2 separate regions of the Homo sapiens genome follow, and region 2 is linked to region 1. A link is an interaction called in ENCODE POLR2A ChIA-PET data of the cell type or tissue named here. Cell type or tissue: GM12878. All regions are shown on one strand. Each heading gives the region's core, and the rest is flanking DNA. Links, peaks and the distances in the headings are about the cores only. Region 1 overlaps RAB3GAP2 (RAB3 GTPase activating non-catalytic protein subunit 2). Region 2 has its middle 8.1 kb from the start of RAB3GAP2.

The links. Peaks named below come from ENCODE experiments on the same cell type or tissue, not always from the same donor. Only the 100,000 strongest peaks of a DNase experiment are listed, where the experiment ranks them.
Region 2: POLR2A ChIA-PET joins it to region 1 with 12 read pairs; 14 of 35 experiments call an interaction of 5 or more read pairs at or near these places.

The regions. Positions count from the first base shown.
Region 1 is chr1:220,215,409-220,223,894 of GRCh38, forward strand. All of the region lies in intron 2 of RAB3GAP2 (RAB3 GTPase activating non-catalytic protein subunit 2), which reads right to left. Among named protein-coding and RNA genes, the nearest start is that of SNORA36B, 19 kb to the left of the region's middle. RefSeq lists a silencer at 4,463-4,542 and enhancers at 4,693-4,742, 5,103-5,172. In GM12878, for the core only: CTCF peaks have their summits at 2,182 (motif pointing left) and 3,433; DNase peaks (open chromatin) are centred at 3,437 and 4,683; H3K4me3 peaks cover 2,712 bases; H3K27ac peaks cover 4,331 bases.
Region 2 is chr1:220,276,314-220,284,799 of GRCh38, forward strand. No RefSeq gene overlaps it. Among named protein-coding and RNA genes, the nearest start is that of RAB3GAP2, 8.1 kb to the left of the region's middle. In GM12878, for the core only: a CTCF peak has its summit at 4,919 (motif pointing right); no DNase peak of the experiment used is centred there.

The sequences.
Region 1 (8,486 bases), core at 247-8,246:
AAAATGTAGTATCTCAATATGCTTTTAAACTACATTTTTCTTATTAATGAGAATTTAGGCATTTTCTCATATACTTAAGAAAATTTCTCATTTTTATATAAAGGAAAGGAACAAATTGCATAATTTTCTATGAATAGTTTGTTCCCTTCCTTTGTAGATTTCCTGTTGGGTTGATGCTCTTTTTCTAATTGCTTTGTATACACTCTTTACATACAAAAAGAAAAACAAAATTGGCCCTTTGAACATAAGTGATGCAAATAGTTTTTCCTATTTGTGATGGCTTAAGTTTTTCCATGTAGAAATTTTTTATTGTCATGTGGCTAAATTATCCATCTATTCTCTTACAGCTTCTGGGTTTGATGTCATGTAGACTCCTACCTTACTCAGCCCTACCTAATGTCTTTTAGATTCAATTATTGAAAAGGGGAGGGAAAGGGAGGGGAAAGCTATGCAGGTTAATTTCCTTTTATAAAAAAATTATAATTTCATGCTTTTTAAAAACTTGTAATAAGCATGCATTACAAGCATTATAAAATTTAAAAGATTTTAGAAACAGAAAATCATCCTAGTCAGAAATGTTACAGTAGTATCATATTTCCAGGAATAAATTATTTCTTGCTGGGATACCATCAAAGAAATGTTTAAAACACAAAAAAAATATGGGTTACAGGGAATCTTTAGAAATACCCCAAAATGAGCCTGAAACCTCTGGGACAGTCATGCAATTATTTTTCTTTTGCAATGGGATATTAGGAAACAAACAGATTTGGAACTTTTTTCTCAAGCAAAATAAGCTAAGGAGGCTGCACCATCTCCCGAAAGATAGGGAGAACATAACATTGGCAAAATCTCATTTTATTAAAGCTCTACTTTTCTTAAGGAATTCTGTATCTAGCTTGTTGTTTTTAATGTTTGTTTTTCTACAGATAAATTAGAAAATTATCCCCCAAAGATAAAAGTTATGAAGGTAAAACTTAGTTGTAATTAAATTTTTCCCTGGTTCCACAACTTCTGCTGTAGGATAGTCTTTGTTTACCCAACACATCACTCCTCATGATGGCTTGCTGTAAGCTGAGGACAACATTACCCGATGGTTTCCTCCAACAACTGAGACTCCAATTATACCAACTGTGAGGCACAGGACCTTCTAAGTGATTAGAGATCCACTTTCAGGTAGGAGCTTAGAAGAGGACAGCTTATATAGGAATATTATTTAGGCATTGCTTTTGATAAGAAATTAGGAGGGTCCAAAACTCTTTGATTGGTCTCTGACTCTTATCCTAAAATCTCCATCTCAATGCAATAAAAAAGAATCAATATAATGCTTCAGGAAAGGAATACAGCCCTTATTTGGGCATGTTCTCAAAAAAATTTGTTTTAATAATTGAGCATCTATACAAATAGATTCCTTCCTCTTATCACACTTCCAAAACTATGTTTAATCAGTAAATCCTAAAAATATTATAAAAGTTGCTTTTCTTTTTTTTTTCAATAAAGAATATTGTTCCTATGTTTCTGTCCCATGTTTTCAAAATAATGCCACTAACAAGGATTAGATCTGATGTTTATGTGCACAGAAAAGACAAAGAGTCAAAGATGGAAGACATTTAGAGGCCAACTGGTCCAAATTCTAATTTTATAATAAAGAAAATGGAGTCTCGGAGAGGTTAAGGGATGTGCTCCAGCCATAGAATTAGTGTCAGAGCCCAAACTAAAATCTAGGCTTCCTAATTCCTAATTCAGGTGGTCTTTCCACTCTATCACCCTGCTCATCTCTGTGGGTAGCTGTACTAGCTCTTTGGAAGCTTGTCTTTACTTGAGATTTGACTCTAATCTCATATTCAGTGAAAACCCTTTTCTCCAAAAGAACTACTGTATTGTCACTTTATTCCGGCCTAATCTTTCTGTAGTTCTTTGAGTCGATTTACAGCTACAAGATGACCACTGTATTTGAATATGTGAGCCAGAGTATTCTTGAGGTATTTCTTCAAGAACTCCTTTAAAAATACTTTCCCTCTCCTTTCTGTTTTTCCATCAGAAGTTCCAGTTCCTCTGGCAAACCCATCCTATCCTGACTCCTAACCTTCTTTCAAACTTACTGCAATTAAAAGTCTTACTACTCCCTGCTACCTGTTTATTCTGTGACTGCATTTCTCCCACACTAGATGAGACGCCCTCTGTTGGCAAAGCCTATGGCTTATATTATTTTTCACCTCCACATGTAGCACAGTCCACTAATAGAATATAGGAGTAAATAACAGCATTCCCTATCTCTTAAATAATATATTATCTATTCTTACACCTGAAACTGTATAACAATGAACAATCAACCTAAAGCTAGTATATTCAGTCCTTAGTAATGTTTTTTCTTAAGTAATACTAAGATTTAATAGTTCAAGATTCTGGCTGACATATTCATGGTAAGTACAAGTTAAAGAGATATAAGAACAGAATACCACTGTATCATAGTCTTCTTAGTTGGGCCTAAAACTCGGTGTCAGATTATGATCAAGCTGCTGCTACCCCAACAAATGGACTATAAGTGATCTCAGAAGCAAACATGAATTTTGTCCCAAAAGGACTACCCATGACAAAAGCATTGGAAATAGATGTCACTTGCTTGGAAGCAAATTCAGAAAAATGATTCCATAATCAATTATGATATCCCTAACCTGCTTAGCCATCTTATACATGTACATTTTTATTTACATGAAACTTGAGAATAAAACTTGATGTGGATTTTTATTCCGGTTTCATCCACTGAAGACGGGGGAATAAAGAAGCAAAAAGCCAAAATCTTCCATCATTCTTTACTGCAGTTTATTTTCTATGTCCTTTCTACTTCTCCAACTTTCTCTGTTACTGTGGTACTAAAAATATATCCTCCCAGTTTGCCATGGTAAAGTTGGATATGTACAACTGAGCATTACATATTATAAAAATAGGTTAGAAAATACGATAATATTATTATATCATCATTAGAGTTTGAAGTGCCATAAAATTCTAGATCTAAACTTTTAGTTGTGCTTCTCAAGAATGATGCTAACTTGTCACATCATTCTGAGCAAACTATCGCAAGGACAGAAAACCAAACACTGCACATTCTCACTCATAGATGGGAATTGAACAATGAGAACACTTGGACACAGGGTGGGGAACATCACACACCAGGGCCTGTCGTGGGGTGTGGAGTCAGGGGAGGGATAGCATTAGGAGATATATCTAATGTAAATGACGAGTTAATGGGTGCAGCACACCAAAATGGCACATGTATACATATGTAACAAACCTGCACGTTGTGCACATGTACCCTAGAACTTAAAGTATAATTTAAAAAAAAAAAAGAACGATGCTAACTTGTCACAAAATGCAATGGTGTTGTGCTCTTAATACAAGCTCCACAAGCTCTTTGGATCCACAACCACACGGGGGAGCAGCTGTATACCTATTCCAACTGCAAGCTCCTGGTCACATGTAATTCTAAAGTAACTTCTTTGTGACTAAGGCACAGTATTCAACATATCAGATTCAATACAAGGACAAAAAGCCTCTAATGACAATAACCCAAACCAAATAATATCCTTAAAATTATAAAGAGGTAAAAATGTATTGTTTTAAGCTTAGCTATAATATTTTGCCCCCAGCCAGAGTAAATTTTACCATATTATGAAGCAAATTCAAAACAGAAAACTGCTGGAGGTGTGGATGGGAGAAATCCTCAGGTAAATCAAATTTCTTTTAATAAATCTACAAATTAAGAAACTGTAGTACTAAGTGCAAGACAATGTAAGCAAAGATCCTAGAACTGCTTGTCTGTACAGATCAACAATCTCCTTCTTACACATGTCATAATCCTCTTGAAGCCAACTGACAGGATGATTCAATCTTAACAGAAACAGAAGGAACTACAGGGATCATTTGAGTGAAATTCCTCCTTTTCCAGAAAAGAAATCAAGCTCTAAAAAGAATAAGTGGATTTTCACTAACCATGCCAATACTATAGATAATACATTTAAAGCAACATACATTCACACAGTCCCTGGACAATTTACAGAGGAACTCTGGTCCTTCACTTCTAAAATCAGGGGTCTGAGGAAGAATGAGGAAATGGCCTGTGGGTCAGAATCCATGAGAAAGACTAGACCCTCGATGTTCTCATATCTCTCTCTCTCTGCTTTAATGTATCCTGTACAACACTGCCACAGTATTGCTCCAGAAGGGCTGCAGAAATACAAACCAAGAATAAAGAGTGTGAGTCCATCTGAAGTGACTCCAGTGCCAGATTTTTCAGGGAAGTCTCAAGTCTAAGCACAAATAACTTGATGAAAATATTGGTATAGTGGAGATTAGGAAATGCCCTCTCTAGGCTGGATCACAATGAGCTAGTATTAGGTTTTACAACAAAATATGATTTCCAGCGCCAGTTCCAGAAAGCTCAGGCAAGAAATAGGGCTGTAAACAACAATGCTCTGGGAAGCCTAATAGAGCATCAGCACACATTCAGTGGCTGACAAGATGCAAGCTCATCATTTTGTTTTGTGTCATAAGGGCATTTGCCTACTAATTAGCGTTTTGGAAAACTTCCCCAATAATGGGGCCCACAGTCTCTAACACTGCCCCTTTGAAGCTAGTGATCCAAAAATAATATCATTTGACAAGGTAATTTCCCAAGCCACGCCTGAAATGTAAAACAAAAAAAGCACCTCACTGCTTAAAGGTGCTCCACCAGGGACCTTGGGTTTTCCACCAAAACTTGCCTCCCCCACCCTGTTACTAAAGTTGACACTGAATTTGCCTGCAGTCTCCCCCATCATCGTCGTTGTGGTGGCTGCGCTAAGCTCCATGGCTCTGAGAGCCAGCCCGTCCCTTCCCTGCCACTGTGAAGTGGGTGTTCAGAGAGTCTCGCTCCTGGAACGCAGGTGAGTGGAGTCCCCGAAGATCCGCACAAAATAGCCCAGCCAGTTCCAGCAATTATGAAAAAGTCCAGGCTCTCAGACCGCTGACCCTGATAAGTAGAAGTCCTTGGTGCCACCTGGTATTCCAGTGGCTCAGTCCATGTGCATCATCACGAGTAGGATCCAGCTTGCTGCTGAAAAGGCCTCTGTCCCGTTTGTGGATAAGACAGTGCAGCCCAACCATGGGACAGCTTTAGGAGGCAAAAGCTGAAGATGGATTTTTTGTACCTGGCTGATATGGTTTGGCTGTGTCCCCACTCAAATTTCATTTTGAATTGTAATTCCCACAATTCCCACGTGTTGTGGGAAGAAGCCGGTGGGAGGTAACTGAATTATGGAGGTGGGTCTCTCCTGCCCTGTTCTGATAGTGAATGAGTCTCACAAGTTCCGATGGTTTTAAAAAGGGGAGTTTCCCTGCACAAGCTCTCTTCTCTTGTCTGTCGCCATGTGAGACATGGCTTTCACCTTCCACCATGATTGTGAGGCCTCCCCAGCCACGTGGAAGTGTAAGTCCAATAAACCTCTTTCTTTTGTAAATTGCCCAGTCTCAGGTATGTCTTTATCAGCAGCATGAAAATGGACTAACACACTGGCCTACGTGGAGAGAGCACCCTGGCTTCTTCTGAGGGCTGCTGCTGGGCTAGGTGCACCATTACCACTTGAGTATCTTGAAAATAGCTGGCAGTTTTCAGTTATTATACCACAACCGCTTCTCACAGACATATTAGTGCATCTGAGACTGGGTTTATTTCTTCATATACTGGAAACTTTTGTTTTCTTAGAATAGAAAATTATCATACAGGGTTTTATTTCGAGTTTTTCTTTTTATGCACTGTCCTCATGGCTATATTCTCCAGGGAACTTGTTCTTTTGGAAATCATATTTAATGAAGATATTTCCATATTGAAGTGAGGTGGGTGTGGTGTTAAAGTAAAAAGGAAGGAGATGAAATATTTATTCTGCATTACGTTTGAAGTGTTAGATGGCTAAGTATTAAAAGCAACCAAATTAAATCCCCCAAATTAAAGCAATCAGAACACCTGCTTCACTAGATTTTGCCAGCTGCCAATCATGTTGGACTGAGCTAATCTGTTCCTCTTTCTGACACTACTATGGTAAATAACAATAAAACTTGCTTTTATAAAGGCAAAAATGAATGAATGAATGAATGCACCTATAAAACATAATCCTAGTTGTTGAGGGGAGGGAATCTATAATTATATTTTAGTATGGCCTAAACTTCAAGAATTTTTTTTGAATTAAGACCAGTAAAAAAGTTTTCTTAATCTACAAAAATACAGAAGCCACTAATGTGCATTATGGAAAGGAATTCTTTCTAAACAACGCAATATGGGATAGAGCATATACTTTAAAAATTTTCTTTCTTTTGATTTTAAGCACACAATGCAGGCAGACAATAAAATTGTAGTAATTAAATCAGTCTTTCAACTATAGCTGGCATTATAGGGACTGGTAATTACTGGGTAAACACAGTGGCCAGTGTTTTTTGGTTTTTCAGCTATTGTAGTACTTACGTAGTCACTGAAGTAGCCAGGAGTGGTTTTTCAAAGCTTTCAACTTTAGTACGATAAGTCCATCATTTGCAATTTATGTTGTTACTGTCATTTTGCTAACTTTCACAGATATTTACACATTTTAGTGGTACCAGTAAGATCCAGTGTAATCTAAGGGCTGTCAGCACATTCTCTGTAATTCTCAGCAGCTTTCTGCCTAAGCCATAGAAATAAAATATTCATCTATACTTTTAAAGCAAGACACATAGTGCTTCAGCAATTTTGAAACACAAAAAGAAAGTAAACATCACTATATTACTAGTTACTAAGGATTTTTTCTTTTTTTTTCTATTCTGCTACTAACTATAAAATGCTCAATATTTTTCAAACTTTCTTTTTTTAGATAGCAGAACTTTGTACTCCCAAACAAAATTTTTTACAAAAATTCAATATATGAAATAGATAAAAGCACAAATGAGGAAGCTACACAGCACCTCTGTAGAACCCTAGAGCTCTCTCACACATAGCATGAAAAGTACTAGTCTAGGCCACATTTCAGATCAGAGACTAAAATTCTCAAATGAAAGATCCTGAGATCTTTTCAACATAAGGAAAGACATGAACTCTTTCTAAATTTGATTTGAAGGGGCCCAAAGGAATTCTCACAAATAAATTAATCACAAAAAAACTATAACTTCAATCTCAATTTTAAAAATTACCTTTCTTTCTAGCATTAGAGGAACTTAACTCTAACTCAGTAACTCTTATTTACTTCAACTGTCAATTCAAGTAGGATTAATTCTGCCATTTATTCTTCAATTGTATATATAATATGATCTCATTTTCATAAAATGTTCTTTGTGCCCATTCATCTGCCCACTCAACCTTCTATTCATATAGTGCCAAAGAAAAACCCCCAAAAACCCCTTTATTTGTGTAGAGCCATGCAGAACCCCTGAAAGTTAATAATGATGATCATTTTTAGATGTTAGGGATGGGTTATTTTATTATTTTTATTTTTCTGTAATACTTGAATTTTCTATAATAAACATGTGTCAAATGTATTTTATTACTCATACAAAATTCATTTCATAAACAATTACAATGGAACTCCAAAACTAAATGTATACTTCTCTATTGCCTGAACAACTGTTTATTTGCTTTGTTTTGTTTTTGTTTTTTTGAGTCAGCGTCTCGCTCTGACGCCCAGGCTGGAGTGCAGTGCAATGGTGCAATCACAGCTCACTGCAGCCTCTACCTCCTGGGCTCAAGCAATCCTCCCACCTCAGCCCCTGAGTAGGTGGGACTATAGGCAGGCACATGTCACTTTGTCTGACCACAACTGTTTAATACTACATACTAAATCTAGGTGTCATGGAGTAAAAGAAAGTGACAAAAAAATTCCTGCTCAGAAACTATCATCTAGTTGGATAAACAATACTAGTAAATAAGAAATAACTCTCACTCAATATAAATCAGAATAGATTTAATAGCTAAAGTAAGTGCAATGAACCTTAAACTGCTATTGGAGTTTAGAAAAAAAATAAGATAATGGTATGCGTTCCCCAAAAGAATTATAAGTGAAAAACATATGAAAGAATGACAAACTTTACCCATTAATTTAAAATATAGATTAAAACACTGAAATGGCATTTTACGTTGATCTGGTTTAGCAAAGACTAAAGTATGATAACATACTAGGAGTCAACAATTTCAAATACCTGAGAACAGCAAGAGAAAAGCGCATTCATCTCTCACAGTCTTGTTTCCCAATACAATATTTGTTAAAAACATGGGTGGAGAGAAATATTTCACTTAAAAAAAAAAAACAATAGCACACAGCCAATGATAATAAGCAACTGGCTCAGAGCTGTTTTTATTTCTGTAAACAACAAGTAAAGAAAGGTACTCTCATACACTGCTATTTGGAATACAAATTGGCTAGCCCTTTAGAAGCACCATGCAACAATTTCTGTCAAAATGTAAAATCCAGCCTGGGCAACATGGTAAGACCCCA
Region 2 (8,486 bases), core at 384-8,383, 61 kb after region 1:
GAAGTATGTGGGATGACTGAAGGCAGATAGACCCCTCTAGATGTCACAGCAATATTCTAAACAAGAAGTAATAACATTGGAAAGGCAGTGCCTCTCTGGTGGCTGAATCAATAGAATTTTGGTATACAGTTAGATATAGGTGTGGGAAGGGAAAATATGACCCAAGGTGATGTTCAAGTCTTCAGTCCAAAGAATTGGAAAGGTGGCAATGTCATGTCAGCAACCAAGATAGAGAATGTAAAAGGAGGAATGGCTTTGGGACAAACAAGAATAGGATGAGGCTGGGCACAGTGGTTCATGCCTGTAATCCCTGTGCTTTGGAAGGAAGAGGTGGGAGGAATGCATGAGGCCAAGAGTTCGAGATCAGTCTGGGCAACATAGAGAGACCCCATTTCCACACAAAATTAAAATTAAAATTAAATTGTCTGGGCCTGGTGGTGCATGCCCATAATCCTAGCTACTTGAGAGGCTGAGTCAGGAAGCCTGCTTGAGCCCAGGTTTGAGGTTACAGAGAGCTATGTTTGTGCCACAGCTCTCCAGTCTGGGTGACAGAGCAAGTGAGACTCTGTCTCCAAAAAAAAAAAAAAAAGATAAATGGATAAATTCAGTGTTGGATTTGTTAAATTTGAACTGCCCGTGGAAGAGCTAGGTTTTTTTTTTTTTAAGTTATTTTTATAAACTGAAGTTCCAAATTGGGATTGGAGAGGCCAGAGCTAGAACCTACCTATGGAAGTCTTCCACACAGAAATTATATTGAAGGGAGGGGATGAAAGTGCCAGTGGATTCTAGATGGGGTGAGAGCAGTGAGAGCAGGATTGGATGAGGAAAACAAGGTGGGAGGACTATCTTTTTTTTTTTTTTTTTTTTTTGGTACAGAGTCTTGCTCTGTCACCTGGGCTGGGGTGCAGTGGCATAATCTTGGCTCACTGCAACCTTTGCCTTCCAGGCTCAAGCGATCCTCCCGCCTCAGCCTCCTGAATAGCTGGGACTATAGGCACATGCCACCATGCCTGGTTAATTTTTGTGTTTTTTGAAGAGACAGCATCTCACTATATTGCCCAGGCTGGTCTTGAACTGCTAAGCTCAAGGAATCTACCCTCTTTGGCCTCCCAAAGTGTTGGCATTACAGGCATGAGCCACCATGCCTGACCAACTGTCTATTTTTTTAGAGGTGGATGGAAAAAGAAGCTCTAGTAAAGGAGATAAAAAAGACATAGTCAAAGAAGAAAACTGTACATGGTAGGACCATGCTACAAAAGCCCAGTGAGGAAGAAGACATTTTCACAAAGGGGTAAACCTATTGTATTGAATTCAATAAAGAATTTAAGAAAGGAAAAGCCAAGAAGAGATGATTCCATTTGGTGAATAGGTAGTAACAAGTGATTGTCCAGTGTATAGAGCAGCCAAACTCTGTTTCTTTTGCAGAAAATTTGTAACCTTTCTTCAGAAGTTGATTATTTTTCTGATAGCCAGAGAAGCAATGGTAATCTTTTTCTTTACAACTAAAATAGAGATGGAAAGAAGTCTTTTCTTTTTGCTGGCATTGACCAGTTAGGAAAAGAAGAACTAGCTTCACTAAGCATTGTGTTTTATTGCTTTTTTGAATCCAAGAAAAAATATTTATATTTTCAGCATTTCCCAATATTTATAACTTTATTGGGCCAAAACCTACTTTATTTATGTATTTATGTATTTATTTATTTATTTTTGAGACAGAGTCTCGCTCTGTTGCCCAGGCTGGAGTGCAGTGGCATTATCTCAGCTCACTGCAAGCTCCGCCTCCCGGGTTCACGCCATTCTCCTGTCTCAGCCTCCAAGGAAAGAAGATATTAACACAGTTAGCTAACAAATATAAGTGCCATAGTGCTTTTAAGTCTCCATCTTCTTAATTTTAATGTGTTTAGGACTTGTCAGGTTAAGTGAGCCACCAAATGTCAATGAGATTTGATATTTGTGGAAGAGATTACTAGTTGCTCATTATCCATTTCCCCTTTTGCTTTAGCAGGAGAACCCATATATTATTGGGACACTTATGTGCCCAGATTTGAAGACAAACCACATTTTCCAACCCCTCTTGACTCAACGTATCCATACACTATGTTCAGGCCAATGAAATAGAGCACGAATTGTTGGAATCATTGGGAGGGGTTTCCAGAAGTTTACTTACAAGAGAGACAGCTAAGAAAAAGTCTTTTGGCTTCTCCTTCCCCTTTCCTGTTTCCTACCTAAAATTTACCATGGTTGTAGCCCCAGCATCCTTTTTAGACAATGAATTGACCTAAACTGTGGTGGAGCATGAAGACAGGAGCCTGAGTCTCCTCTGCTTTGTGGAGCTGCCACGCCAAGCTTGGACTGCCACATCTGGACTTCTTTCAGGTGACAAAAGAAATCTGTGTGTGTTCTAGTCACTGCTATTTTGAGTTTTCTGTTATTGTAGGTGAACCTAATCCTGATATAATATGACCTTAGTAACAAGAGAAACTTTTGATCAAGGAAATTTGCTCTATTCTATGTATCTTGTTTAAATAAAAGCATTTTTATTTCTCTGATTGTCTTTTTCTCTAGCATAATTCAGATGAGATTAGACCAATTACCTGGATATTTTAAATTGTTTAAATATTTTTGACTTCATTTGGACATAAAAATATGCCCCAGGTGACCAAGTATTTCTTGTTTTCTTATTTTTAGCACAACTGAAATAGACTCTTAAAAGATTCTTTGAAATAAAAGAATGCCCCCCTTGTTGTTTAGCAGCCGAGTGATAAGTTCCAATCAACAATTTCATAATGGAAAATCGAGGGAAGGTTAGGTGAAGGGGAAACTGCTGGTTGGAGTTGTATATAAACTAAGACCACAAATATGAGAAGCCATTGCCTTGTGGTTTGTGAATAAAATAGCTCCGTCCAGCACCTTCCCTGTGGTTTCCTTACTCTGGACTACACTTTCTTCACAGTTTTCCCAAACCTTAGCTTCAGTGAAGCTGCAACCTCCTGATCCCTTTCTTCCTCTTTGATCTTTTTATTTTCTGAATATGTTACTATCTCCTTGTTATCTTTCTCTATTCCTTCAGTCCCTTCCTCAAAGTACCTTGTTACAGACTCTTTTCTTTCTGTTAATGGTTATCACATTTGGTGGATAAGCTATGAACAGAAAGGATAAATATTCTTTTCCTCTGCTTGTTCACTAGTCAGCCACCAAGTTCTATTGATTTAACTTCCAAAATATCTCTTGGATTGATCCTCTCCTGATATCCTCATTTCCACCTCCTCATTGAGCTGTTTCGATAGCTTCTTCGGTCTTCCTGCCTTTGCGTCTGGGCTTCCCACCTCAACCATCCTACACATTGCTGCCAGATTTGTCTTCCTGAAGCATAATTCTAATCATATTACCTAGTAAATCTCCCCATAACACTTTTGTTTCTTCTTTAATTTATTCACTCATTTAAGAACTATTCTCTGGGTACCCATTAGGTGCTATGAATGGCTGGAGGCCCTAAGAACATCAATATAAGTAAGACCCAGTACTGGTGAAGGTAGGGGTTACCAATACACAAGCAGGAATAATTACCAGAGAACAGAGCAGGAACAAAAACCATGGCCTTGGGATTCAGAAAAGACTTTTAAGAGGTAATATCTGAGCTGAGTCTTGAAAGCCGAATAGATTTTAGCTGGCTGACAAGGGCGTAAGGGAGAAACGAAAAAAATACCCTAGCAGAAGAAACATCATGACAAAAGGCTTGGGGGGCAGCAGTAACTTGTGTGTACAAAGAAACAGAAGCAGCGGTTTCTAAAATGTGAAGTGTGACACTACGGTTGGGGCTGAGTCTAGAGAGGTGGCCTGAGTGATTTTAAATTTTCTCAAATTTCATTTCCTGTAGAATGTAAGGACTAAGCAACATTTCTTAGTTTGCTTAAATATGAGAAATGTTTCCTTGGGTTCATTTTCTTCACTGATACCACTTTTCACGTCTTGCTTGCAGTCTAAGGAGCTGCAGGGTAGGGACAAGGGTTTGTAGGTCCGGAGTCAAGATGTGTTCCCAGCCCAGCTCCCCCTGATGCACTTGATCATTTACACTGGACTCTAGATTTGTGTTGAAGGTTGACTTTCTGTTCCCCCTTGGTGAAACCTTCACAGACTACTAGATGCCATAGCAGGGGAAGTTTCCCTTGAGTGCTTTGCTCAGGGTCTCCCTCTCTTAAGCTCTCCAATTTCCCCTCCTTACATTGCCTGGCATTAGGTGACTGGGTGTTTTATTCTTCTTGATGCCATTTCTTTCCAGCAGATGCGGTCAGTGTTAATTGTCCTGCTAGTAGCCACTAATTTGACTTATATATAATCCTTGCATTTTAAAATCTTTTTTTTCAAATTCAATCCTTTCCACTGTTCTAGTTACTTGGATCCCTCATTTGTGGTCATATTCTATTCTTTTCTATCTTTCTTGCACTGAAAGGCACTTGGAAGATTTGAACCACTCAAGACTATAGACCTACACAAAGGCATGCTGGAACATTCTAACGTGGCTAATTACGGAGGATCTGCTGTCCTCTTTTCCACCGAGCAAACTTTGAAATCCTTCTAAACGCTGTTCGAATATCACCTCCTTTGTGAAAAGCCTGACTCTACCAGGCAAAATTAGCCACTTTGGACCCCCATAGCTTTTTCTTTTTTCCTTATAGAGACAAGGTCTCGCTCTGTTGCCCAGGCTGGAGTGCAGTGGCATGATAGTGGCTCACTGCATTATTGTAGCCTTGAACTCCTGGACTCAAGTCATCCTCCTACCTCAGCCTCCTGAGTAGCTAGGACTACAGGCGAACGTCCCACCCCCCAACCCATAGCTTTTTAATGTATGTGTCTATTCTGAAACTTAACACCTTGACTTCTTGTATTATGGTTTATCTGCATTACTGTCTCCCCCACTAGATGGTGATATCCTCAAGGGGAGGAATTGTGATGTTTACCCTTGTGACATTCATTCATTCAACACATTTTGAAAATATATACTGTGTACCAGGAGCTAAACATACACATGACTCATACTCAGTACAAAAGAGACACATATGTGTACTAATAGATAATACACTCCAATGACAGACAGATAAACAGGCACTTATACTTCATTTTTGAAAATGCGATGCTGGGAACAGTACAGAGGAACAGATAAGAAGGTCAGCTCACTTTGGAGATCAGTGAGGGCTTCCTGTAGGAAGTACCATGTGAGGTAAGAGTAGACCAAAGCCAGAAATAAATGGGATAGAGCGTAGAATGGAAGCAAGGAGGCCAAGCATTCTTAGATACAGAGGAAATAGCTCAAAACTCCAGAAGTGAGAAGACACAGTGTATTTAAGAATTAAATACTGTTAAGCCTGTCTGGAGCTAAAAAAAGACTGTTAACATGAGACTCGAGAATTAAGGAGGGACAAAAATCATCAAATGACTCAAGGGCACAGACTATGGTTTATTTAAATTTCTTCCTCTCTCCTGTGTTTGTACTTATCAAACAGGTGATTGGTTAATAAATGTTCATGGAAGGGAGCAAAGAAAAAAACAAATGGCCCAGCACTCCAGTGGGTAGTATATATTAGAAATAATATGAAATGCAGATTTTGCCTGCCTTCAGTGTCACTGGATAGACAAGACGTTATCTGTCAACATTGGTAAATACTAGGCCCCATTTGATTTAATATCCAAAAAGAGTGGTACACGTAAGTGTGGTTAAGTCTGGAGAGATTGCTGTGACCAGGGATTGCCAAGGGAGCCTGCATCAATGAGATGGAACCTGAACTGCATCTGTAGGGTGAGTATGGTCTAAGAAGAAAAGAATAAAAAGGCATTCTGTGATCTTTTCAGAAGTATTCGAAGCGAATTAGTTAGTTTGTTGGATTAGCATCTAAAGCTATACTTTATTCGGACTTGCCAGTCAGTTTGTATAAAATCACAAGTGGAGTTTATGCTAATAACTTATTTTTTAATAGTCATGGCCTCTCTCTTCTCCCTAGGCGTTTCTGAATTTAAAAGTTTAGGGAAAATAAAAAACATTTCCAAAATTGTGAGAGTCAAGGTAAATTATTTATTGATAACAATACTATCTTAGTCCAGTTTCTGTTACTAGAACAGAATAGCACACACCAGGTAATTTATACAGAAAAGAAGTTTATATCTTACAGTTCTGGAGGCTGGGCAATCAAAGGGCATGGCTTTAGCATCTGGTTAGGGTCTTTGGGATGCATCATCCCATTGTGGAAAGATGGAAGAGCAAGTGATCATGCGCAAAAGAGAAAGCATGAGGGGCTGGGCTCACTTATTAACAACCTACTCTCAAGATAACTAACACTCCCACAATAATGGCATTAATCCATTCATGAGTATAGAGCCTTCATGACCTAATTACTTCTTACAGGCCCCCACCTTTTAATACGGTTAGACTGGCAATTACACTTCAACATGAGTTTCAGAGGACAAACATGTAAACCATAGCAAACAGTAACACAGAACTAAATATTTGGTTCTCTCTCGCCAGTTAGATAATTTATATCTTATTGGAATTACAGCCATTTTAGTAATACATCTACCTGCTATTTAAAGGACAAAATTTAATTGTGACACTTGTGACCAATACTCAGGAATTATGTAAACCATGAATTAACTATGTTCAAAACACAATTGGTCTGCAGATAATTTATGGTAGCTCATGGCCTTAGTCATACTAACAAAGTCTTAAGCAATTGAACAATAATGTACATGGTAAAAAATCTAGGAGGCAATAAATGCTGCTTTTTAAAAGGTGAAAAATCTAAGCAAATTGAATAACCCAATTCACTGTAGAAATAATTTATCCTGAATAAACTTTGTGTTTGAACAGACAATAACATGGACAATCATTTGTAAGCAGCAAAATAAGACATAATTTGTTGTTGCAGAATTTAAAAAGCAAATGCCATAACCTTTAGATTGTCCAGTAATTTCTTTTGAGACCAGTAATTTTAATAATGTATCTCTCAAACAGCTTTGCTACTATGACCAAATGCTTAATGAATGATCATTTACATAGAAGAGGAATAAAAACAAGAAACTTTTATTATTTAGTTTATGCTTTGAGTAACTCTAGGGCTCTCACACACCAGATGTCTCTTAACCTTTGGGATAAGGAAATGATTTGCTATTTAGTCAGATAAAAGACCCTAATTTTGTGGTATACATAACAACTGTCAGTTTTAAAAATTATTATCATTAATGATTATGTGAAATCAGTATAAATTTTATGTATGGAAATAAGCCACCCATATTTTATTTTATTTTTTAAAAAGTGTAACCTTATCTCACATTTTATTAGCTAATTTAGCTGTGTAGTATTAATCCTTTGGCATCCATTTGCATTCTATTTTCATTTATCTATTCTGTTCCTCCTTCCTCCCTCCCCACCATCACATTATCCTCAAACACTCATTGTATACTCTGTGTGTATGACACTGCATTACGATATGCAGGCTTGCTGGATCTCAGCCATTCTAGCTAAATCACACTCCCTAAAAAAACTTACCCTTTGGAGAACAATATTTCTTGTGAGGTATGACATTAAACTCTGTACAGTAGCAAAACCCATTTGAGCTTTTTTTTCCAAAGAAATTAAATTCCAAAAGTGCTGAGATGTTAAGCAATGGATAAAACAAGGGAGTAAATTATTCATAAATGTATTAATAAATATTTCAGTGCTAAATGGAGTCCTGGTTAACGTACATTAATATCTTAGTAAGTGAAATTCTTTGAACGTTTTATATGTTACAATTTAAAGTATTTAGTATTACTGACCATGAATCTATAGATAAAATATTTAACAAAAGTCACTAATAAATATGAAAAGGGCACTTTGGGAAGTTTTAATAAATGAACTCATTCATAGTGCAAGACATTTACAGGCAAACATACTTATTTATCATACCCTAAATCTGATTTTATTGTATGATTAGGATTCTTTCCATTTGAAATAGGTTGTCAAGATGAATTCTGAACACAAATATGAAGAGTATCATTGCTGTTTCATTAAGTGCACAGCCTCTCACCATATTGTGCATATGTCCCTGAAATGTTTTTGAATGCGCTTTATAAACTCAAATTGTAATTTTATTATTTCAACTTTTAGCAAACAGTGCATTTTCAAAAATTTGACATTTTTGCATAGGTGGGATGAAGAATGTATTGGTCCTGTCAACCGCAAAACTGTTACTTTGGTCACTCACTGCACACTAGTGATAACACATAGCTGCTCACATTTAACGGGAACATTAAATAATCTCACTAATTTTTATGTATGCAGCACAGTAGAATAGCCTTTCAGAAAATGTTCTACAGCATGGCACTTTTGACATTTTGGGCCCGATAATTCTTGGTTGTGGGACTGTCCTATCCTGTGCAGCGTACGATGTTCAGGAGTATCCCTGGCCTTTACACACTAGATGCCAGGAGCAGCTTCAACTAGTTGTGACAACCAA